Regions from separate parts of the Homo sapiens genome. Here all the other regions are linked to region 1. A link is a loop called in an ENCODE intact Hi-C map of the cell type or tissue named here. Cell type or tissue: Calu3. All regions are shown on one strand.

The links. Peaks named below come from ENCODE experiments on the same cell type or tissue, not always from the same donor. Only the 100,000 strongest peaks of a DNase experiment are listed, where the experiment ranks them.
Region 2: it touches region 1 in a loop (29-fold over the local background); 67 of 110 quality-filtered maps call a loop at or near these places.
Region 3: a loop joins it to region 1, with 2.0 times the contacts of the local background. A loop is called at or near these places in 8 of 110 quality-filtered maps.

The regions. Positions count from the first base shown.
Region 1 is chr2:98,381,209-98,389,208 of GRCh38, forward strand. It overlaps CNGA3 (cyclic nucleotide gated channel subunit alpha 3), which reads left to right. Exons shown (of 8, transcript NM_001298.3): 5 at 2,180-2,233. Among named protein-coding and RNA genes, the nearest start is that of CNGA3, 39 kb to the left of the region's middle. RefSeq lists enhancers at 1,022-1,599, 2,176-2,753, 2,754-3,329 and a silencer at 6,890-7,077. In Calu3, a CTCF peak has its summit at 4,057 (motif pointing left); a DNase peak (open chromatin) is centred at 4,033.
Region 2 is chr2:97,696,985-97,704,984 of GRCh38, forward strand. It overlaps C2orf92 (chromosome 2 open reading frame 92), which reads left to right. Exons shown (of 8, transcript NM_001351368.2): 6 at 2,042-2,152; 7 at 4,170-4,320; 8 at 5,685-6,082. The coding sequence ends at 5,817. Among named protein-coding and RNA genes, the nearest start is that of ZAP70, 13 kb to the right of the region's middle. In Calu3, a CTCF peak has its summit at 477 (motif pointing left); DNase peaks (open chromatin) are centred at 457 and 3,367.
Region 3 is chr2:98,277,459-98,285,458 of GRCh38, forward strand. The region is part of intron 22 of VWA3B (von Willebrand factor A domain containing 3B); the gene reads left to right. Among named protein-coding and RNA genes, the nearest start is that of CNGA3, 65 kb to the right of the region's middle. RefSeq lists an enhancer at 2,743-3,243. In Calu3, no CTCF peak of the experiment used is centred here; a DNase peak (open chromatin) is centred at 3,083.

The DNA.
Region 1 (8,000 bases):
GGAGGAGAGGCAAGACGTTGAGGGGAAGCTGACCTCCCCTCGGCCTCCCAAACAGGTGGCTTCTCACCCAGAACCTATTTTCTGGGGGGTGGGAAAAGGGGATCAAATAAGCATGATGGCTGCAGAACAGACAGTCCCTATATAATTTGCTAGAGAAAAAGCTATCTGTATGTCAATGAGGAGAAGATGGGTTCAGGTTTGGAGCTTCTCAAATGGTCATATGAGGGTTTCTGGTGTGTGAAGGTGATGAAGTCTCAGGGGAAACCCAGTGGCTCTTTCGGGAACGTCCATTTTCATTCCATATTTGTATGGGGAGTGGCAGTGGGTATTTGTATGTCATAGATGATGCAGGGGATGGCGAACGGCACGGGCATTTTTAAGATGGAATATGAGAGTTCAAGGCCATGTCTTGCCAGTGACTGCTTTAGGAGACCCGGGGAAAGGTGTGAGAATCCCTGACTGAGATGGGAAGGCCAGAGTTTTCACACGAGCTTGGACTGCAAACGCTTGGGTTTCCTGGGCTGGGGGAAGGAGGCTGGGGAAGGCCTGGGCGCTGGCCCAGACAAGTGCAGGGAGGTCCCAGGTTCCCAGGACTGGGCATCCAGTATCCTCGAGGGACACCATGAGACAGAAAGATAAGGAGGCAGGCAGATAAGAAAGAGGACAAAGTGGGGAAAGAGGAAGAGGGAGGGGGGAAAAAGAAGTTTCTCAGCAAGCCAGCCAGACTGGTCTAATTCCTTTTGGGCAAGCAAAGACTTCCTTATTTAAATTGATCAAATTACCTTCCTACATCCTTAGAGATGAATGTTAGACTCTCTGTCCATTTCCCGATGGGACCAGACAAATGGAGGGTTGAGCTAGGACCATATCCAGGGCAGGCCCCGACCACCTCACAGACATCTGATGGATCACTCGCGGGCAGGGTCAGCATGGGAAGATGGATGCGATGGTGCGGATAGTGTTGGTCAATCAGCAAGTCTTCCTGGGGGTGAGGATTTTGAATTTTTCTGGAGGCAAAGTCTCCACTGCAAAGCCAAGTATATACACAGACAGGTCCTAGTTCTCCTGTGTGGGCTTGGCTTTGTGGGGTTACGGGCACAGAGGCATGGTGAACACAGCCACTGCATCCCCCACGGAGCTGAACCTTCCCTCCTTCACAATCCCACGGCGGTTCCAGTTCCTGGGAGATTTTCAGATGAGCAGAACCAATCTAGAAACAAGCGGTTATGGCCATATCTTAGACGGAGAGAGGGAGATTTGGGCAGGATGAGCTGAAGTCATCATAATGGCATTTATTTGGCTGGACATCAAGCATCGTGGAAGAGGTGCCCCGGGAGTCAGGTGGGGGTGTCGCCTGCCTCAGGCTCCAGTTCCCGTGGTCTCCTATGAGGGGTCTGCAGTGCCCTGCGAGGCCGCATGGCTTTTTTAACCCAGCCATGTTGAAAATGTGTTCTGGCGGTCAGAGATAATACCTTTTCCTATAGAACATCATGAAGTACTGCAAAATTCAACTTTAAATAAATATCCAGTTTGTGCAAAACCAGCCCCTACCTTCAACCAGATTCTCACATAGATCAGGGGTGTCAGGCCCTGGAGTCGTAAAATTTGGGGAGATAGGAGAGGACAAGAGGAGGAGAAACTGAAAACAGCAACAATCCCACCTATGCTCAATTACTTGCCCTGCTAATTGGAAGAGGCCTTCGCAGCTGAGGGAGCAAGTCGCTGTTGCTGCTGCAGGCTGCGTCCATCCTGGGGCAGAAGGTGCAAGACCTCCTCCACCACAGAGGCATGGAAGCACTGAGGGCAGAGGCCACGCAGGGTCCATTTCTGTGCCCCTCTTAGTGCCTGGCACGTGGCCCCATCCAGGGTGGAATGGAAGGAAATTGAGTGGAATTTGAGGCAGGGAAGCTGGAAGGAGTCAAACGGCTGAATCTTTTCTTCAGAAGCCTCAGTTTAGCCATGTTCACTCTCTCTTCCCCCAAGGCTTTTACCCGAGGTAACTAATCACAAAGCATTTTGGCCTTGACAATACCACCCCGTATTCTTCAAGCTGTGAGTGCAAAGGCTGGAAGCAGTGGGATAGGGATTGGGGGGTGGGGCATGGTAATCCCCTGGTGAAATGGCCCCAAGGAATGGAAACAGAGTTCAGACCCTTGATGTTCTCTCTACCTTCCCGCAGCGCCTGGCCCCTGGCCAAATGCAACACTAACACCAGCAACAACACGGAGGAGGAGTAAGTACCCACACACCCAGCAGAGCCCTCCCCAAGCCCGGTGCCCTCCACCCCATAGAAGCCCCAGCTTGGCCTCTCTCCTTAGTGCTCCTGCTCCCCACTCCCAGAGCACCAGTAGAATATTTTAGAATCCTGTTCCCTTCGTTGGAATTCCATCCCTGTGGACAGAAGTCGGGGAGGGATGAGATCTGTGTGACTTCTTGGGGAAGTCGTCTGATCTCTTCGCCTCTCATTTTTCTCATCCATAAAGCAAAGGAATTGGATCAGATAAATGCTTTAAGCTTTAGCACTCTATACCACGATATATCTGAGGGTGCAGAACCGGAGTTCCTTGACAGAGCACTGGAGATTCTCCTTAATGATGAAAAGGCATTTTCTTATTCTACAACCTCAGGCTCTTGAGTGCCAGTGAAATGCCCTTGTTTTTGCTGCTGTTGTTATTGTTGTTTGTTTGTTTGTTTTTGAGATGGAGTCTTGCTCTGTCACCCAGGCTGGAGTGCAGTGGCGCCATCTTGACTCGTTGCAAGCTCCGCCTCCCGGGTTCACGCCATTCTCCTGCTTCAGCTTCCCGAGTAGCTGGGACTACAGGCGCCCGCCACCACACCCGGCTAGTTTTTTTGTATTTTTAGTAGAGAGGGGGGGTTTCACCGTGTTAGCCAGGATGGTCTCGACCTCCTGACCTCGTGATCCACCCGCCTCGGCCTCCAAAGTGCTAGGATTACAGGCATGAGCCACTGCGCCTCGCCTGAAGTTCCCGTGTTTTAAGGCCAATTTGGGCCAATTTTGGGGGCGTAATCAGAGCAGTGGAAAAAGGCAATTTAAATATGTCCAGAGAATAGCCTCTTCAAAGGGTGACCTGCTATAATTCCTTTTTCCATCACCAGATACTAAGGTGGCAGATTAGGGACAGCGTGGCACTATTCAGGAGGGGAAGTCTTAGTTGGAGATTAGGGAAAAAATACCTATATCAGTGAGAAATGCCGATTTCTTGACTTCCAACAGACAGAGAAATGTGCCAAGGGTTTTTCTTGTTATTTCTCTCTTTGTTCCTCAGCTAGAACTTTTTTCTATTTTCTCCATGAAGGAAGCATGTCTTTTGTTTGCATAAATTTGGACATCAAATCCAGAGACCCAAATGCCAGCCATAACGAAAAATGAGATGATTTTATCTACAAAGCAATAGCTATAGTGATATGTGTTTGACTTAAAGCCAAACCTGACACTAAACACCCTTGCAGCTGCAGTATCAAGTCTTTCAGGCAGGGAACGGCTCCAGATACTGAAACCATGGACAGAGGTCCTGGGGGTTTCTAGGCATCTTTGTCCTGGGGCTGGGGTGTGGGCAAGGATGTGGGTGGATAGCGTGGGCTGCACCCGGCTCTTCAATCTTTCAATAAATGGGCTCACTTCACTGGTCCACTTTGAAGCCAAGGACCAAGGGACAAAACTGGGAACTATCCCAAAATGAGGACACACACAAAATAATTATTTATGAACACCTTCCCCGACTCTTCACTCCATTTCTGTCATTTTCATATGGTCTCATTTGTCCTGAATAATTTTTCCCTCCCCCATCAAACTGTTCCCAGCCAAAACCAGCAGCATTTTGCAGTTCTGTGTAGGGTTCTTTTGGGGCAGTGCTGGGTGGATTTGGGGATGCAGCCGATGGTGCTGGGTCTTTCCTAGGCTCTCAGCAGTTTGGTACCCAGACAGGCCAAGGCCCGTAATCCAGGGCCACAAATCTTGCACAAGGCAAGCTGAGTCCGGCGTAAACTGCAGGGCAAAGCTCACCCAAAAAGCTTGAGGGCAGCGCCGTCTGCTGGTGACTTGACGTTAAGACTCCAGTGCCTGAAAAGAGACCAGGGTTCACATCACCCTGGAGGACAGAGGAGGGGTAACTTTCCTTGCTCTTTTCATTTAATGATTTTAATAACCTTTTATTCTAATTCACTTTATTGAAATACTCTTGCTGAAAACTTGGAAAACAAGAAAAGCACACAGGGGCATACACACACAAAAACTGCACTTCATGCTAACCATGGAATTCCACTATCAGAGATAGCCCCACTTAACATGTTGACAAATATACTTCCAACTTCTTCCTAGGCATATATATTGAATACTTAGATTGATACAATATATTTTATATATACATATACTTGTTAAGAGCATCTGTTTCCCAACTCAGTTGCCTCAGAGCTTTGTGACCTTGGACAAGTGTATTAGTCCATTCTCACATTGCTAGAAAGAAATGCCTGAGACTCGGTAATTTATCAGAAAAGTGGTTTAATTGGCTTGAGGTACTGCAAGCTATACAGGAAGCATAGCAGCTTCTGCTTCTGGGGAGGCCTCAGGAAGCTTTCAATCATGGTGGAAGGCAAAGGGGGAGCAAGGAGTCTCAAACGGCAGGAGCAGGAGGAAGGTGGGGTAGGTGCCGTAAACAACCAGATCTCAAGAAAACTCACTCACTGTCTCAAGCAAAGCACCAAGGAATTGGTGCCAAACCATGAGAAATCCACCACCATGACAGGGACACAGATTCAAACCACATAAGCTGGTTACCTAACTTCTCTGTGTATCTGTTTCCTGGCTTATAAAATAAGGATTGTAATAGGGTCTTATTACATGGTGGGAGTGAAGACTGAATGTGTTACTCTGTGAAAAGTGCTCAGAACAGTGCCTGGTACATAGTAAGTGCTCAATAAATATTGACTTGTGTGGTAGGCAGAACAATCTCCCCCAAAAGATGTCTACCATCCTAATCCTTAGAACCTGTAAACAGGTTACCTCATATGGCAAAGGGAACTTCGTAAATGTGATTACATTCAAGGTCCTTGAGATAGGTAATGATTTGACTTGGCTGTGTCCCCACCCAAATCTCATCTTGAATTGTAGCTCCTCTAATTCCCATGTGTCGGGACAGATCTGGTGGGAGGTAATTGAATCATGGGGGTGGGTCTTTCCCATGCTGTGAATAAGTCTCACGAGATCTGATGGTTTTGTAAAGGGGAGTTCCCCTGCACAGACTCTTTGCGTGCCGCCACGTAAGATGTGACTTTGCTCCTCATCTGCCTTCCACCATGATTGCGAGGCCTCCCAAGCCATGTGGAACTGAGTCCATTAAACCTCTTTCCTTTATAAATTACCCACCCTCGGGTATGCCTTTATTAGCAGCATGAGAACAGACTAATACAGGTAGGTTATCCTGGATTATCAGGGTGGGCCCACTGTAATCACATGAGTCCTTAAAAGCAGAAGAGTGGGTCAGAGAAAGTAAATGGAAGAAGAAGAGAGTCACAGTGTGAGGGGGACTCGACCCATCACTGCTGGCTTTGAAGATGTAGGAAGGGGACCTGAGCTAAGGAAGCCACAGCCTCGAAAGGTGCAGCCAGCAGGGAAACAGGGATCTCAGCCCCACAATCGCAAGAAGCTGGATTCTGCGTAAGATCCAAACGAGCAGGAATCAGAGCCCCGCCTAGAGACTCTGGGGGATGGCAGCCCTGTCAACACCTTGATTTTAGTCTGGTGAGATCCACAGTAGACTTCTGACCTACAGATCTGCAAGATAATACATTTATGTTGTATAAGTTTGCAGTAATTTGTTCCGGCAGAAATAGAAAACTGATCCAGCTATTACGGTAAACTCTTTTGTAGTCTGCTTCTTAACTTAGCAAAATATTAGGAACCGTTTTCCCACGTCACTAGCTCTTCTGAAACAGCGTTTTAAGTGGCCATGTAGAATTCACCGTTGAGGATGAGCCTGCATGGTCGTGTGATTCGGTGGCTCTCCCTTTTTGATTGTCATGAATAATGGCAGTGATTATTTTTCCACACGTATCGCACACAGCCTTGATTATTTCCATAGGAAGTGTTAGGTAATTGTGAATGGATCTTTTTCAATGAGTGTTTAATTAGCAGAATTTATCTCTCAACCATGCCTTCCTTCAGCGTGTGGAAGAGAGAAATCAGAGGGGCCTGAAGGGGACTCGAGGGGTTGTCCCTTCCGCAACCTTTGTTTCTTCAACTATTCAATGGGGCATTACTGCCTGCCTTGAAGAAATTTACATGTATTCATTAGATAACTTTATAAGAGTTCCTAGCTCTTAAAAGACACCCAATAAAGAAGAGGCAGCAGTGTGAAGTCTTATGTTGAAGAAAAACCTGCAGTCACAGGACCATCCTGCGGACGCTGCCTGAACCGTCTCGCAGCCCAGCAAAGTCCGAAGGCGTGTCTGAACTCGGCCACATTTGCGAACCTGCGACCACACGTATTTGCCACTACATGCGTCACAGACCCGCCTCTTCGAATGTTGCTTCCCTTCTGCTCACTGGCTTTCTCATTAAGGCCCAGGTTTTCACTTGATCCAGAGAGAGGTTTCAAGAACAGCGGACAGGCCACACCCTTCCATTCAGAACGGAGAGCCTGGCGTGGGATTTCCAAAACTCCGAGTAACTTTCCCAACTTCAATGTGTGGATTTGGGTCTATGTCGTACTACCTCAAAACGTCTCCAGTCTCTGGCTGTTTGTGACTTCCCAGGAGCTCATGAAAATAGATCAGAAATTGTAGAACATTAGACTGAGCCACTAATTTCTCAATGTATACTCAATGGGGTGGTTTACCTCACGCTTCAGGAATAATAATAACAAATCAATAACCCCATTTCATCCCAATGCGCTGGAAGCACCCCTTGCCACGCCCTCTCTTCAGGACGTCTCCACGACGCCACACGCCACGCCCTCTCTCCGGGACGCAGCAGCCTGCCCCTTCCATTTGGTAATGTCCTTGATATATGAAGTCTGCTAAATGTGCCCCGGCATCATCCAGCAGCAAGGCAGAAAAGAACGAAGAGAAAAAAGAAGAGAGAAAAGCTACCTAAAACACGAGGAGGAAGTACTGAAGGAAGCTGCCTCTAAAGACGGGGTGCCATGGTCCCAGCAGGCCTGACCCCTCCCTGCAGGGCTCCAGGGCTGGGTATCTTGGAGCAACGCTATCAGGGGGCCTTAGCTTCGGCCCTGGAGGGGAGAGGGTGCTTGGAGCTGAGGAAAAGTCGGTCCCAGCAGGCTGCAGACCATGCCTCCTGAGACCATGTGAAGCCCCCATCTTGCAGAAAGAATCCTCTCCAAGCTCCGGGAACTCAAGGGGGGCTTATAAGTAAAGAGAGTTGCTTGTCTGCAGCCTCCGGTGGGCAGCCGGGGGCTGCCCCTGTGAGCCTGCTCATGTGCCCCCCACCCGAAGCATTTCGTTTGCCCTCACAAGTGGGCCGGCCACACGTAGGCTGAGGGCTTCTCTGGGGCACTGGAAGATACAATGTTCACAAACTTTCACCCAAATTCAGTGGTGATGAGAGCTGTAGGGAACGTCCCAAAGCCCGGTCAGTGAGTGACCTTGCACTTGCAGCATCCAGGTGAAGGCAGGAAGTCACTGGGGTCTCCGATGGAGCACAGGAGCACTCTGCAGGCCTGGGCCAGCGTGGGTCGCATGGGATGGCAGAGGGGACACATGGACCCAACAAAAAGGCAGTCTCCAGTACAGCCTGTAAACTTGAATCTGCGGGAAATTCTAAGAATAAAAGTTAAGCACTCTAAGCTATGTATTTCATTCCGTGCGGGCCCACGTGACAGGTTATTCCCAGGCTTTTGATGGAGAGGTGTGATGCAAGCCCTTGGAAATGAGCCTTTACATCGTCCGCACAAACACAGTGAGGGAGGTGGAGAGGGTTCTGGAGGGAATACTGTGGGGCTCCCCAACTCTGTCCAGAGAGGGGC
Region 2 (8,000 bases), 680 kb before region 1:
GAAGATGAAAGACTTCAACTTTTTCTTGAGCACAAAGTCAGAGTTTCTTGGTTCTGCACTCCTTTAAGAAGGTTTTTACCAAGCCCAGCACATGCTTGATTGGCAGCTTGGGTTGAGCCTACACCATGGAAGGACGGGAGAATTGCTCTTGTAATGGGTGGCTGCTCCTGTCATAGTTAGTAGTTCTAAAGTTGGAAAGAAATCTGGAAATGAAACTGTGTTGGTCAAAAATTTGATAATTGTGCTTATTTTTTCCCACAAAAAAATAATCCAAGAAATGATCAAACACAAACCATCAAACATAAAAGACGCCTTCAGATTCTTCAAAGAACCTTAGGTAAATGAAAACTTACGTCCATACTGACGATAAGAATAGGCAGTGGCTCTTGCCTCTGGTAGAGAAAGAGAGTGAAAATGTGTTCCCGTGTCAGGTCTACCATTGCTGCAGCTCTGTGGAAGACCAAGCCAAGCGCGCCCCCTGGTGGATAACTCCATGCTCGCCAGGGCTTTCTGTCTGTGGCTATTAATCTGAGTCGGATTTGACATGTTGCATTTCAAAAGTCAAGTTAATTATCAGTCTTATTAAATTGGGAGTTTTCTCTCTTTTCTAAGCCAAGTTGAATAAGGAACAAATTTCTCTCTTTTTTCCAGGAATACCTAGAACTTCATGAGACTGTTATCAGACACCCACATGATGGTCTTAATCATATTGTGATAATTTTCTGTTATTTTATTTTATTGTTTAATTTTATTATTCTTTTGAGACAGGGTCTCGCTCTGTTACCTGGGCTGGAGTGCAGAGGTGTGATTATAGCTCTCTGCAGCCTTGATCTCCTGAGTTCAAGCCATCTGCCTACCTCAGCCTTTCTAGTAGCTGGGACTATAGGTGTGCGCCACCATGCCTGGCTAATTTTTTTTTTTTTATTTTTAGTAGAGATGAAGTCTTGCTATGTTGCCCAGGCTGGTCGCAAACTCTTATTGTGACAGTTCTCTATCTCTCTGTGAACAAGGCCAAGGAAGATTTACCAAACCCATCCAAAGCTGCCCCGCCCCCACTTCCAGCTCTTGGAGGTCTCCCATCTGGAGCTGGGGGCTCCAGCCTGCTTTGAAGTCTTCCGGGGTGTGAGATTCATTACTTCTCATCCTTTCCCATTCCCTCTTTGATAGCTCACCTTCTAAATGCTAAACAGTCCAAACAGATTTCCCTGGAGCGCCTACCCATTGGTTCTAGTTTGTTCCCCAGAGCTTCTCAAAACATCTCTCAGCCTCTTCCCAGGCCATCCTGCATCTGGCAAAGATAGGCAGGCCATGCTGGCCTCCCGATTTTCTCCAAGCTAAACTCAGGCCCTTTGACAGGTCCCATATGCAAACGAGTCAGGCACCAAAGGGCAGAGCTAGGATGCAAATATTTCTCATTTTCGACTGTCTTCTTTCTATTAAACTATTCTGCAATCCCTCTACTGATACCTGAATATTTCAGTGTGGTTAATTTTCCTATCTTGTCCTCGCAACTCAAGAAAATTTTTATAGTACTTCGTGTTTTAAAAATTATTTTCATGAACATTGTACAATCTGTGAAGTAGGTCTCATTATCTCTATTTTATGCAAGTGGAGAAGTAGGCTGGGGCTTAGAGAGGTTCTCTAAGTGTGGTCCTCTACCCACAGAAGCAGCGTCTTTCAGGATCTGTGAGACATACGCATTCCCAGGCCTACCCCAGACCTATGGAATCAGAAACTCTGGGGTGGGGCTTAGGAATCTGTGTTTTCATAAGCCCTCCCAGTGTGATTCAGATGCACGCTCGAGTGTAAGAAATGCTGCCTCAGCTATGGGTGGGTTGCCCAGGAATTTGTTAGATTTTTTAAAAAGTAAACAAAAACAATAAAACACCAAAACACTGAGGTTCTGTAGGACATTTAGACTTTTCCCCCAAGTCCTCCCTAACTCCTCACTTTGAGTCTAGAAGAAGCTACTTTTATCATAAACGCTGAACTAATCACATGCCATGGTTGTTTGTAGATGAACACATTTTATCTTTTGTAGATCACCTTTCAGAGGAGAAGAATTTTAAAGAATCCTGTCTGTTCGACAGGGATTTAAGAGAGCAGTTAACTACTATAGATAAAGAAACACTTCAAGGAGCAGCTAAACCAGGTGGGAATCTATATGGCCTATAAACTAAGTATGATGCTTAAATACGGACAACTTCTGAATGTGTCTTTTGCCTTTCATGGTATTTTAACTGACATCTTTAATTCACCCGCTAAAGTGAATTAAATCTGCAGTGAATACAACCTGCAGTTAAAATTTATGAATTAAACCAACTCCAGAGGCCGGGCACGGTGGCTCACGCCTGTAATCCCAGCACTTTAGGAGGTCAAGGTGGGCGGATCACCTGAGGCCAGGAGTTAGAGACTACCCTGGCCAACATGGTAAAACCCCGTCTCTACTAAAAATACAAAAGAAAAAATTAGCTGGGCATGGTGGCGGGTGCCTGTAATCGCAGCTACTCGGGAGGCTGAGGCAGTTCAAGAATCACTTGAACCCAGTAGGGGGAGGCTGCAGTGAGCTGAGATTGCACCATTGCACTCCAGCCTGGGCAACAAGAGCGAGACTCAATCTAAAAAAATAAATAAATAAATAAAAACCCAACTCCGGGAATTTCACCACTCTTCCAAAAAGATGCTACTTTTATATTGTTTCTATACAGCCAGGGCTTCACCCTCGCTCATCCCTGAGCCCAGACCTGTTTAGAGTGGGCAGAAGCTCACCCATGCTGGTACCAAGTGCAGTACACCCCTCCACACTGCCACTCCCTGTCAAAATTATACCTGGTTGTCACTTCCTAATGCTTAGAAATTAAATGCTGAATTATTCTAGCAGAGCCTTAGAGCTGCTGGATACGCTGCCTCTTGGCATAGCATAGCTGAAGGTAGGAGGCTGGACATGCCCTGTTTTCTCCCCATCACCCAAGAAGACCCTTGCTCAGCACTCTGCTGTCTACATAACCGGCTGCCCTGGGCAGCTCTCCACACGAAACCAGCCGATACCTGGGATCATACCTCCATGCCTGATTTCCCTGATGTCTTTTTCTTTTTTGGTCACATTATAAATGGGGTGACAGAAGCTCTAGGAGACACTAATGTCGGCTGAGATCTCCTTCCTTTGAGATCTAGCTAAGACTGCCGCGTTTTCCCCAGCCTGTGCTCAGTGGTATTCCGTCCACTCTCACAATTTCTGTAAGTCCTCAGAGGGGCTCAGGAGCTCAGGATCATCTGTGGCCTTGTGTTTGCCTCGTGCTGGTGCAGACATGAAATCTCCCAAACCTACACACACGAGGCAGATTGTGTATGCAGTACAACTTTCTGAGGCCAGGGGGCAGAGGAGGGGAAGCAGAGAAGAGGTTATATCACTGCCCTGTGAAAAGCTGCAGAGTGTTCGCCTCCATTGTTCTTAAAATCCTTTGCAGTAGGATTTCTCAACCTCCTCTAGTGCCCCTGCTTCCTCCTACCCATCTGAGCTCTCCTCTGTTCTTCTCTTTACCTCCTACAAATTGTCTGTGGAACTTTCTTTCTGGCTGCTTTGTTGCATGCCAGCCCGTATCCTCAGTGTCTCATCTCCACCCCCCAAAATCATCCCATCTTATCGCCAAATAGCAGATGAATGCATATGAATGCATTTCCCCAAACAGCCAGTTCCTTCCCAAGAGGACTTCTGGAACCAGTGGCTAAGATGCCAAGGTTTTTTGTTTTTTTTTTTGAGATGGAGTCTCACTCTTTTGCCCAGGCTGGAGTGCAGTGGTGCGATCTCAGCTCACGCTCACGGCAACCTCCGCCTCCCGGGTTCACGCCATTCTCCTGCCTCAGCCTCCCAAGTAGCTGGGACTACAGGCGCCCGCCACCACGCCCGGCTAATTTTTTTTGTATTTTTAGTAGAGACGGGGTTTCACCGTCTTAGCCAGGATGGTCTCGATCTCCTGACCTCGTGATCCGCCCGCCTCAGCCTCCCAAAGTGCTGGGATTACAGGCGTGAGCCACCGCGCCCGGCCGAGATGCCAAGGTTTCTATTCTGTTATGAATGGAATGAACAGGTGTCCCTTGCAGGCTTAGTCCTGGTTGTGGGTAGCCCGGTGGGTATCTCTGTTCACTCTGCGCTGTGTCTTCTCATTTAGATGCTCACTTTAGGACTATGCCCTGCGGGCAGCTTCTGCACTTCCTGCAGAGGAACACCATCATCGCCGCCGTCTCAGGGGTGGCCATCCTCATGGCCATCGTGCTGTTGCTGCTTGGGTTGGCCTCATACATCAGGAAGAAACAGCCATCGTGCGTGGTGCTGGCATAACCTTCCTTCCAAGAACCCGCGGGTGTTAGAACTCACGCTGCCCTCAGGGCTTCCTGCTGATCTGGTTTACGAGGAGGGCAGAAGCTGCAAGCCTGGTTGTGCTTCAGCATCCCCTGGCCTGCTCTGTCAAAGCACACAGGACCTGGGCCATGGGTTTTCGGCACAGCCTGGGTGATTCTGATGCACAGCCGGGTTTGGGGATCCCTGGGTGGGCCAGGGTTGCCTCTCAAGGCCACTACGGTTAGGCCAGACCTGTCCCCATATTGAGGGCTCTGGCTGAAAGATTGGTAAATAGGAATATGGATTTACAAAAGAAAGGAAAAATACAAATCTAAGAGGGTGAGGAGGGCTGAAGCCACGAAGGAGAGTGAGAGCAGGGCTGATATTCAGCTCCTTCACATTGGCACAGCTGTCCTGCTTGTTAGAATACTGAAAGCCTTCCCCGAGCTTCCCACTGACCTCCTGATCTTCTCCGTGATCCTGCAAATGAAGGATTAGTGCCTGGCACAGCCGTGGCCCTCCAAGGCTCTGCTTCAGTGGTGGTCATTTTGACTGGTCAGTGCCTGTCTACACCCCCGTCTACACCAGTTGTTAAATATTTTGGTTAGGCCTCTAGATGAGGGGGCTCAGGCACAGAGGCACTCACCATGAGCAGGCGCTAGGAAGCAAATGGTTTGCACGATGACGTGTATGCATAGCTGCATTTTGAAATTACGTGCTTCTTGCTGCGTCCCCAGGGACATGTATTCCTGACCACAGAAGGAAGAGCAGCTCCCCACAGCCCTTCAGTCCTGCCTGACACTGCACTGAATGCTCAGCTTGCCCCTAGAGCAATGGGGTGGAGGTGTGTGTTGAGGGGAAGTGTCCATCCCCACCCCTACCCACCCTCTGACTCCAGAGGTAGCAGTGTTTGAATTTCCCCACAAGAGTGGCATTGCTTTCTCTCCATGCCAAGGCTCCTGGAACTGGTGACTTATTCAGGCCACCTCCCCCAACCCCCACCTCCAGCATCCTCTTCCTACCAAGGCTCATCCATTGGACCTGCCATTTTCCCTCCATGCCCCTTGAGATGCCAGCAGAAGTGGTCAGAACTGTGGCCCCTCCCATAGGGACCAGTCAAAGTTGTGGGTGGCCTGAGTTAGTTAAGAGAAACTGGGGGGAAGAGAGTATCCCAGAGGCTCTGTGCTGCCCAGAGGCAAAAAGAATTTCACAGATGACAAACCTTACTGATGGGAAGCAGAATCCTCACGCTGGGAAGCGTCAGCCTCCACCACTGCCCAGCGAGTAGACAGCAGGACTCCTGTGCGCTGAGCTGAGCACTGTGGTTTTTGTTATTTTGTTTTAGATCTCCTCTGGCAAACACGACATATAATATTTTTATAATGGATGGAAAGACATGGTGGCACAATTCTGAAGAAAAAAATTTCACAAAACTTGCAAAAAAACAGAAACAGTTGAAGAGCAGCTCCTGTGTCTAAGCCAGGTCGTGGGGCCGTCAAACCAGGACTTGAAACCACAATGCGAGGACATTCTCCATCTGCGCACCACAGGGAGGCAATTCCATTTCTGCCCGGGAGGTGTATTCTACAAAAACGTCTGCTTCCCATCCCAATTTGAATGGACCAAGAAAAACTGCTTTACCATAGGACACTTGTGGCAATATGGCACCGATGGCTGGCGTCGGTGAACCCGACAGACTATGGATTTATCATTTAATAAAGCATTGATTCATTTTTTCAGTCATTCATTGAACAGATATTAATAGACCACCTCACATGCTGACAATATCAAAATACAATGAGGAAACTAACAGTGACCCAGGCATGCATTCTTCCCCGAGCAAGATCACAGTCCATGGTGTGAGCACAACCATACTAAATAGCTTTTATGGGAGGTGGGAGTACAGAAAGTATTATATCTGCAAAGAAACTGCTAAGAATTGTGGGAGCGCCCCAGGAGGTGATTTCCTGCTTGCGTGACCAGCACAAAGAAATGGGGTAATTGAGAGTGTCATGAAGTGGGGTTATTTATTTATTGAGTCGGAGTCTTGCTCTGTCACCCATGCTGGAGTGCAGTGGCGTGATCTCAGCTCACTGCAACCTCCGCCTCCCGGGTTCAAGCGATTCTCCTGCCTCAGCCTCCCGAGTAGCTGGGATTATAGGTGCGTGCCACCACACCCAGCTAATTTTTGTATTTTTAGTAGAGATGGAGTTTCACCATGTTGGCCAGGCTGCTCTCAAACTCCTGACCTCAGGTGATCCCCCCGCCTTGGCCTCTCAAAGTGCTGGGATTATAGGCATGAGCCACCATGCCCGGCCCATAGAAGTTTTCAGTTCATTTATGCACAGTTTAAGCTGAGAATGTGAAAGGCTAAACTCATCCCTTTCTTTCCCCACTTTCTCCAGCAACCAGCCAATATCATACTCCTCAGTTTAATTAAAATGTTCTCAGATATCATCAAACACGTGGGCACCCAGAACCTTGCCTTTTATATGTGTTTGATTGAGAGTATCCAATGGTAATATTTTGTATATCTCTATTGCCACATCATGCCATGGAGTACCTAAATGCCCTCTTGGCCACTGGAAATAGATTTAAGATTCTGTTCCTCTCTTCTAGTACCAAAATTTGGATGAGTCAGGGTCCCATGAGAGAAACAGAACTAGTAGGAGGATATATAGAGTAGTAAGAGATTTTTTTAACTTTTAATTTTTGTGGGTACATAGTAGGGGTATGTATTTATGGGGTACACGAGATATTTTGATACAGGCATGCCATGCATAATAATCACGTGAGGGTGAATGGAGTATCCAAAACCTGGTGCATTTATCCTTCATGTTATAAACAATCCAATTATGTTCTTTTAGTTATTTTTAAGGTGCAATTAAATTACTATTGACTGTGGTCCCCCTACTGTGCTATCAAATACTAGGTCTTATTCATTCTTTTATTTTTTGTACCTATTAACCATCCTTACATCTCCCCCACCCCCACTACTCTTCCCAGCCTCTGGTAACCACCCTTCTACTCTCTATCTCCATGAATTCAATTGTTTTAATTCTTAGCTCTCAGAAATGATGAGCGCATGCAAAGTTTGTCTTTCTGTGCCTGGCTTATTTCACTCAACATAATGACTTCCAGTTCCATCTATGTTGGTGCAAATGACCATTTTTTGAATGGCTGAATAGTACTCCATTGTGTAAATGTACCACATTTCCTCATCCATTCATCTGTTGATAGACTGTTGTTAGGTTGTTTCCAGATCTTGGCTATTGTGAATAGTGCTGCAATAAACATGAGAGTGCAGATATCTCTTTTATACACTGATTTCCCTTCTTTTGAGTATATACACAGCAGTGGGATTGCTGGATTGTATGGTAGCTCTATTTTTAGTTTTTTGAGGAACCTCCAAACTGTTCTCCATAGTGGTTGTACTAACGTACATTCCATACATTAGCAATAATGTATGAGAGTTCCCTTTTCTCCACATCCTCGCCAGCACTTGTTATTGCCTATCTACTGGATATAAGGGACAATTCTTCTCTAGAGCCTCTGAGGGGCCTGCAGCCCTGCTAACACCTCGGTTTCAGACTCTGGCCTCCAGAATGTGACAGAATAAATTTTTGCTGTTTTAAGCCACTCGGTTTGTGGTTGTTATGGC
Region 3 (8,000 bases), 100 kb before region 1:
CAAATCCTTTGGCCCAGAAAGATCAAAAAGGCTCTCTCACCCATAACCTTGACTGCTTTGGAAAATCTGGAGGTAGAAAATATTTTTAAGCTGAAAGCAGCTCTAAAGGAGGCCGTGGAAAGTTACCCACACCACTGGCTGCACACGTTTCCTTCTCAAAGCCGTGACTGGCAAGGAAGCTGGAGCCTATGGCCTTCAGGGGTGGGGAATTGAGTGCTCTGCTCCGGGAGAAAGAGAGCGTTAGGAAAATGCACACAGGGAGGCAGGCATGGGCGAGGCTGGATGAGGTGGAATTAGGAGAAGGAAGAGAAGAGATCATTTGCTGTTGAGAACATTCTGTTGGGTTGTGACTTTGACACTATACATGCAGGAAGATGTTAGCTGGGGAGACAGAGGAAAGTGTCTTTCAGTTATCAGTTATGTAAAATAAACTCAGAATATATACGGCTGTTATCTGTGTCCCAGATAGTAAATGAACCAATTGTCATTCTTCAATTGTAACTTTTTTTTTTTTACAGTCCATTAACGGGAGGTGTGAGGCATTACACCCTAACTGACTAGTCGGCCTTTCCAATTCCACTAGTAAAAACTTTAGTCTGTTTTGCTGATATTCAGGTCTGTTGGGAAGACTAGCTCCCTAGTGGCTGTGAACTGTTCTCCAGTGGAACAAGATCTACTGATGTTGAGACAGGAAATTTTCCCTGACCCCTTCATGGGACTTGCAAAGAGGGTGGCTTGTTTACTCAGCCCGTGGCTCTCAGCCCCTCTCGGGAGAGGGAGCACGCAGGTGAGTGGGTGCAGGGGCCAAGATGAGTACTTCTGGGTGCCGGCAGGAGCAGAACTCTGTGTGGCCCCAAGGCAGCTTCTAGAGGAGTACCCACAACCCCTGGAGCCCCAGAGGGCGTGTGTTACCGTGCTCCTTTAGTGTTGCTGTCCACAGATGGCTAAGTGTTTAACTCCTTGGTGTGACAGCCCGCTGTATCCCTAGCTCTTGTTCAGCATGCAGGAAGAATCAGGTCACACGAACAAATTGAAGATGGTAAATACAGGGAATTTTATTGCTGATGAAAGTGACTCTCAGCAGGATGGAGAGCTAGAAAGGGGATGGAGTGGGAAGGTGGTCTTCCCCTGGGGTTCAGCCATCACTGGCCACACTCTTCTCTGAGGTCCCGCCATCAAGCCATCCCCCTGAAGTCAAGCTGCTTCTCAACGACGTCAGGCTGCTGCTTCTCTTTTCTCCATCTCTGCTACTCCACTGCCAGTGGAGCCTGGAGTTTTTATGGGTACAGGATGGGGGGGTGGTGTGGGCCAGAGTGGTTTTGAAAAAGGCAACATTCGAGAAGGAAAACAGGAATGTGGGTCCAGGCTTGAGAGTGGGGCCCTCACTGGGGACTGCTGCCTTCTACCCAGTATTTCCCTGCCTCCTGTCCATATCAGTGGGCAGGAAGTTAACAAGTCTGGGGTGTGCACTGGTGATGTTACCATCACACAGAAGTGATGTGTGCACATTCAGACCATGCCGTCCTCAGACAGCACTGCAGTGATGGTTTAGCATCTGGAAGTGGGACCCCTGATGGGCCTCCAGGGCATGTGGCCAGAGTGAAGCTGAAATCCCAGAGGCAGTGAGAGGATGACAAAGAGAAAATGAAGCCCTTCATTACTGTGCCACGTTTATCTAGGGGTTAGATGGGGCTTTAAGGAGAGAATCCTGCTCAGAAACACCAGTCACTGGAGGAAACTGAAAGAAGGGGGAAAATATCCCCAAACTCTATTTTCTAAGAAGTCTTCTGTCTCATGTCCTGATGTTCAGGAATGGGAAGGTGGGTGTCAACTCTGGGGATCCCTGAGGTGACAAAAACTTAGAACCAGGCTGTCTTTTCATTCTGAAGCTAAAGGCACCCTCCTCGCTGGAGATTCGGCTGGGCAGATGCCAGCACTCTCCTGCCTCTACATTTGTCTTTGTTCCCAACCATGAATTCTACCCAAGCACCCTAAACAGATCTGGGGACAGATTTGCCCTCCCTGTCTGGAGGAAGAAAACGGAGTGTAGAGGGCTTAGCAGGGGCCACTCAGGAAGCAGAATCCAATTCATTCAGCACAAGTGAAGAAACGTTAATGAAGGAACTCTTTGCAGAAGTGAAGGTCAGTCTAAGGCAGTCCGTGGGATATTGCAGGACCCCAGGACAAGCAATAGCAGGAAGCTGTTATCATCCCCAGACTTAAAGGGGCAAGGGAAGGAAAGCGTGTTCCTGGAGCCCTAGAGAGAAAGAGCAGGGAGTGGGCAGGACACCAATACCCCGGCTTCCTCCTGCCTTCTGAGCTTGGCGCGTGCCTCAAGACAGCAAAAATTAGGGAGATAGGGTGGTGTGTTCCCTGGGGGCCAGCCTCTGGGGGTACAGAGCAGGGCAAGGAAGGGCAGAGAGCAAGGGGGATGCGTGAGTGGGGGCGGAATAGCCAGCCCAGAGGAGTGGATGTCTTGAAAAGTTTTCTTAAAGACTCAGAATTCATTTGCACACCAGTCTCGTGTGAGATGTTTGTGTAAAGTAGGTGGCTGGTAGTGGTTCATACGTCAAGGCAGTGCCACGAAAGTGGCTCCCAAGTGTGGCTTTTGTTCATCTCCGGAGTAGCGGGAAATGAATAACTGTATCAGGAACGCGAAATTACAAATCCCAAGCTTTGGTGATTTCCAGATATAAATATGTAACACACTTCAAATTTTTCTCTCTTTGTTTGTTTGTGTGTTTTTTCCTAAAAGAGCAATAAGGGAATATTTCCTGAGATGACGTTGCAGGTTTACTTTCAAGATAGGGAAATAGTTTTGGATTTTTTTGTTTTTCTGTTTGGAATATAGTATATGTTTATTAGATTCCTTTGCTGCCACAAAGAAAAGAAAGAGAGAGAGAGAAAAAAAACACACAAGTTTATTTTCAGCAAAGCTTTGAGGTAGCTATTTGTTAATGTTTGACTGGAGGTTTTGCTTTCAGGGTGATTAACTGTTCTCCACACCCCGGTGCTGCCCTGGGGTCAGGGAGGGGAAGGAATGTTTCCTGGTTCGGGGATCTGTCTGTGGAAGTGTTTCTTGTGCCTCTTAGCCATTCGCACGGCACAAAGCGCTACCAGCTGGGATGAGGCTGAGGCCAGACCGCTCACCAGGCCTGTGCCGGGCTCAGGAAGCAGCGCCTGGAGAGGGAGGTGGAAACTGCACTGGGGTTTTGGGATGCGTGTTACTGGCTGTGTGTTTTCACGAGTTATGCTATGCCCTGGGGAGGCGGGGGAAAACCTCACAAAGCACTCCTCTACATCCCTTTGGTTTTTAAGGCAAGGCTAAGTGCCTAAGACTACTGGAAAGGAAGGGGATCAAAACCCCCTTAAGCCTTGGCCGGCCAGGCAGCACTGCCAGCTTTCCCTTGAGCCCCCGCCCAGATGTGCCGTACTTGATAGCAGCTCACAAGAAGACCTTGCTGCTTCTTCAGGGCTCATGCAGGAAATTCCACTTAGAGCTTCACTTCTTTAGCACAATATTTGCCTTCTGTTAAAGTGCAAATGCCCTGGGAAGGAAGGCACTAATTCGTTTGCCATGGGCCACTCGCTCCCCGCCCCGGAGATGCTGGGCAGGAGTTTGCCACTCCTGATTTCTATTTTCCTGTAAGCTCTTTTCTCATTCTCTCTCCAGTCCATTTTTCAAAGGGATGCAGAGTCTGGATACTTTCTGGGTGGATGAAATCCCTCTAAATCTAAATGAGCGGGGAGAGAGTGAGTTCCCAAACGCTTCAGGTTAGCCCTGTCCTGTTCACCAAGGTTTTAAAGGGAGTTGAATTATTCACAGAGACAGTTTGCAAATGTCCCGGTCTTTTAATTAAGTGTCCTAGAAAGGGGAAAGGTCAGCACCTGTCTGAACCTACACACATTCCTTTGATTAGAGCAGTGACAGACTTTACATGGCCTTAAGGACAAACGTGGACAAAGAAGCATGTTGGAGCTGCTGTTACGACAATTAGGGGATTGTATATGCTGGAGTTCAATGATTTAGGGCAGGAAAAGTATTTAGTAGTGGGTGTTTTTAACAAGATTTTGAGCCAAAGATTAGTTCTAGTTAATTTGTAGAAATGTGTTCTGTACCTAGTGTAGAAGTATGCTGCTTGTTACATGGAAAATTTTAAAGCATCAAACCTTTAGTCATTTCACTATCTCCACCACCATGTCCAAGAGCATGACCTTGAAATTAAGTCACGAAATGAAAAGAGGGTCACACCATTTGGGGCCCTCGTCCATATCACCGAGATTGAATCTGACAAGGAGGTGAATTGGATTATCTGAATTTTGTAGACAAGGCTAAATCAAATTACTTAGCACACAGCATCCCTCCTGCTGGTGTCATTGCTCGTGGGACTTCCTCACTGAAACTGGTGGGCGGCTATTCTTGTGTGCCTGAGTCTAAACATATGTTGGCTTATTTGTTTGAGAGCTAGCCTTTCCTGCTGTCTCTCTATTCCCTCTGACTTTCATCACCCATGGGTTTCTTTTTAGACCTCGGTAGTTTGCATGTATTTTGTGTGCATGTATAGGCGAGGTATGGCAGAAAAGAAATGGAGTTGGGAGACGTTCTTTGACGTTAACTGTACGGCACCCCGAAGTCTTTGGCAAAATTCAAAACCAGCAGGATGTCATCTTTCTGGAACAAAGTTGTCAATATTCTGGCTGAAGGGATGGCACCTCTAGCTGCCCTGGGGAGATGTCTTTTCATCCTGGGAAGCCTATGTTCTGTTTCTGTGGGATGAACCATTATACTGAAGCTGGCCATTGTGCTTCATCTGTGGTATAGTTCAACTGACTGTGCCATGATGCAAATGAATCATCATGTAGGCCATGGTGAATAATTCCTTCCATAAAGTCCCATGCTGTGGAATCAACCAGAAATGAATTCTTGCCAATAGTAATAACAGTTGGAAACAAAGCAGAGTAAACATGAATTACTTTTTTTTTTTTTTTTTTTTTTTGAGACAAAGTCTCACTCTATCACCCAGGCTGGAGTGCAGTGGTATGATCTCGGCTCACTGCAACTTCCGCCTTCCAGGTTTAAGTAATTCTTGTGCCTCGCCTCCTGAGTAGCTGGGATTACAGGCGCACGGCACCACACCCAGCTAATTTTTGTGTTTTTTTAGTAGAGACAGGGTTTTGCCATGTTGGCCAGGCTGGTCTCAAACTCCTGGCCTCAAGGGATTCACCCGCCTCAGCCACCAAAAGTGCTGGGATTACAAGTGTGAGTCACCGTTCACAGCCAACATGAATTACTTTTACAATGTTCTTTAGTATCTGTCCTTGTCCTTTCCAGTGAACTTACAGGCGTATGAATGACTTGAAGGGGAGTGATACTTGTAACCATTTAGAAAGACATTTTCTTAGGCGTCATTTGCAGTGCTAAGAATGAATGCCATAGCATTGCTACCATTCACTGTCACCCAGGCAGGGGGAAGCTCTTCACAGAGTGAATGGCTATTCTCTATCAGAAGAATTGGGAAGTGAGTGATAACTATAGAAAAAAAGAGTTATCTGATTATTTTAGGCAACTCACCTCCCAGATTTATACCTTTAAACCCATTCTGAAAATGTAGAAAGCAATCTCCTCGGTTAGCTTCTGGCTAAGAAATTGAGAGAATCAATATTTGGAATCTAGAGACGAAAGAGGGCTAGTTAAATAAATTACGTGACTCTACTCATTCAGAATTTTAAAAAGGAACTTTAAATGTATCTAGGCATAGGTTCTAAGAAATGACTTCTCATACTAATGAAATCTAAGAGGGAGAAATGCCTTCCCAGAATCGATGTGGACATCTTTACGGAATCAGGTTTTTATTCGTCTGGAGACAGAGAGACTGTCTCGTGGTCTCAGTGACCAAAGTATCCTCCCAGCCAGCTGGTCTTTGACATGAACACTGGTGACCTGAAGCAAGGTGGCTTTTCCGTAAAGGCTTTAAACTTTATGGAAAAGTGAGGTTTTTAAGTAACAGTTGATTTAGCATGGCAGGCTCCAGATTCTGAAGACTCTAAATTCTATCCATTATTAGAACACTTTACACAGTCTTCCATTGAAGAAATGACTGTAGGAAGCTGTGCTTGGGCATCCCACTGGAGTATGAAGATGGAAAAACTGTGCTACTCATGTTCTCAGTTGTGGCTGGTGCATTTCTCTCATCTTGTGGGAACTGCCAGCAAGGGTAGCAGGCTTGCATCCTGGCCTTATACATACATCCTAACAGTTTCTCCAAGAGTGTAGATTAGCCCCTCCTAAACAGAAATAGGGAACTAGGAAGTGGTAGAGATTATTTAGTTTGTTGCCTTACTTTGCATATGCAGAAACTGAGGCCCAAGAAGGCTGAGCAATTGCCCAAAGTCCCATAGCCAGGTGGGCAGCACCCAATCCTGTTTCTCCTGCCTCCTAGTCCAGCTCCTTCCTCTGAGGTCATTTCAAGCCACAGTAGGCCATTTTGAACCTTGCATTAGAAAGAATGCTTAGGTTTCTCCTCTGGGTGAAAGCTCAGGAATAAGCAGGTGACATTCACCACCCACCAGTGATGGTGAATTCTCTTTGATGTACTGATTGCCTCAGCAAATGTGCAAGTTCCACAAGTAGGGAGGGACCCAAGCAAAGTTTGGCTAAATGTGAGCATCGTAAACAAAAGAATATAGTTCACCATCCATTTTTGTCCGTGGCTGCAGAGGCTACAAGCAACGCAGGTCTGAAGATTTCCCACAGTCCCTGTAAGAGACCTTAACCCCTCAGCTTATTTATTCTCCACTTCTGAGGACGTGGCTCTTAAGTTTTCATCTCTGAGGTTATAAACCGTATTTCCGCTTATTTTAATGAACCTAAAAAGCATCTCCAAACAGGTCCAAATGATAGATGGCTACAACAGAACCCAGTCATATCAGGGCACCATGGAAATGAGCCCACTTATTTCCAGAACCCAAACTGTATTGAACATGAATAATAACCCAAGAGCAAATGATGTGCAGACTGCCTGAAATTATTTAAATTTTTATAGCCAACTGCCTCATAAATTAGAGACTTTCTTAAGAGGAGGCCTGCAAATGAACTCATAAAGTATGCATTGAATATTTTATTTATGATATAACTATAGCATGGCAAATACATAGCTATAGCTATATAGCTATATCACTGCAAAAAGGTGGCATCAAAATGTCTGGGCAAACACTTTATATTGGACTTTGTGTCATGGAGAAGAAGAGCATTTGATGGTCTGAAAAGAGGAGACACTTGAGAATTATTTTGCTAGGCACTCCAATTGGGATGGAGGACTAATTTCTTTAAGAGACTCAAGAATTATAATAAGTTTATGGTTAAGAAAGAAAAAAGAAATGAGTAAAAATCTAGGATGGAAAATCCCCAGTTTCGGCAGTGTAGCAATTTGGAGAAAAAGTCCTATGTGGTTTATCTTTTGATTTGTAGATGGATTCGGAAGCTCCTGTACTCATTCAGTCATTCAGTCCACTACAGTATATGCAAAATATTATGAGTGGTTATGTAGAGCAAACCAAAAACATTTTTACCTTAAAAAAAAGATTTGTAGAAGTATAATTTGTACCCTCATGAAGGTTACCTATTTCAACTCAATGACTTCTAATAAAATTGACAAGAGTTTTCAACTTACTACTACAATCCAGTTTTAGAACGTTATCTTCCTCCTAACAAGATCCCTCATGCCCATTTGCAGTCACTCTCTGTTCACACTCTCAGCTCTGGATAACCACTAATCAATTTGTCTCTATATATTTGCCTTTTCTATGCATTTTATAAATAAACGGCTGGATAATATTCCATTGTATGGATATACCACATTTTGTTTATTCATTCCCCAGTTAATGGACATTTGAATTATTTCTACTTTTTTATTATTATGAATAATGCTGATATGAATCCTCATATACAGGTCTTTTTATAGTTATAAATTTTCATTTCTCTTGATGAGGTATATGAAATG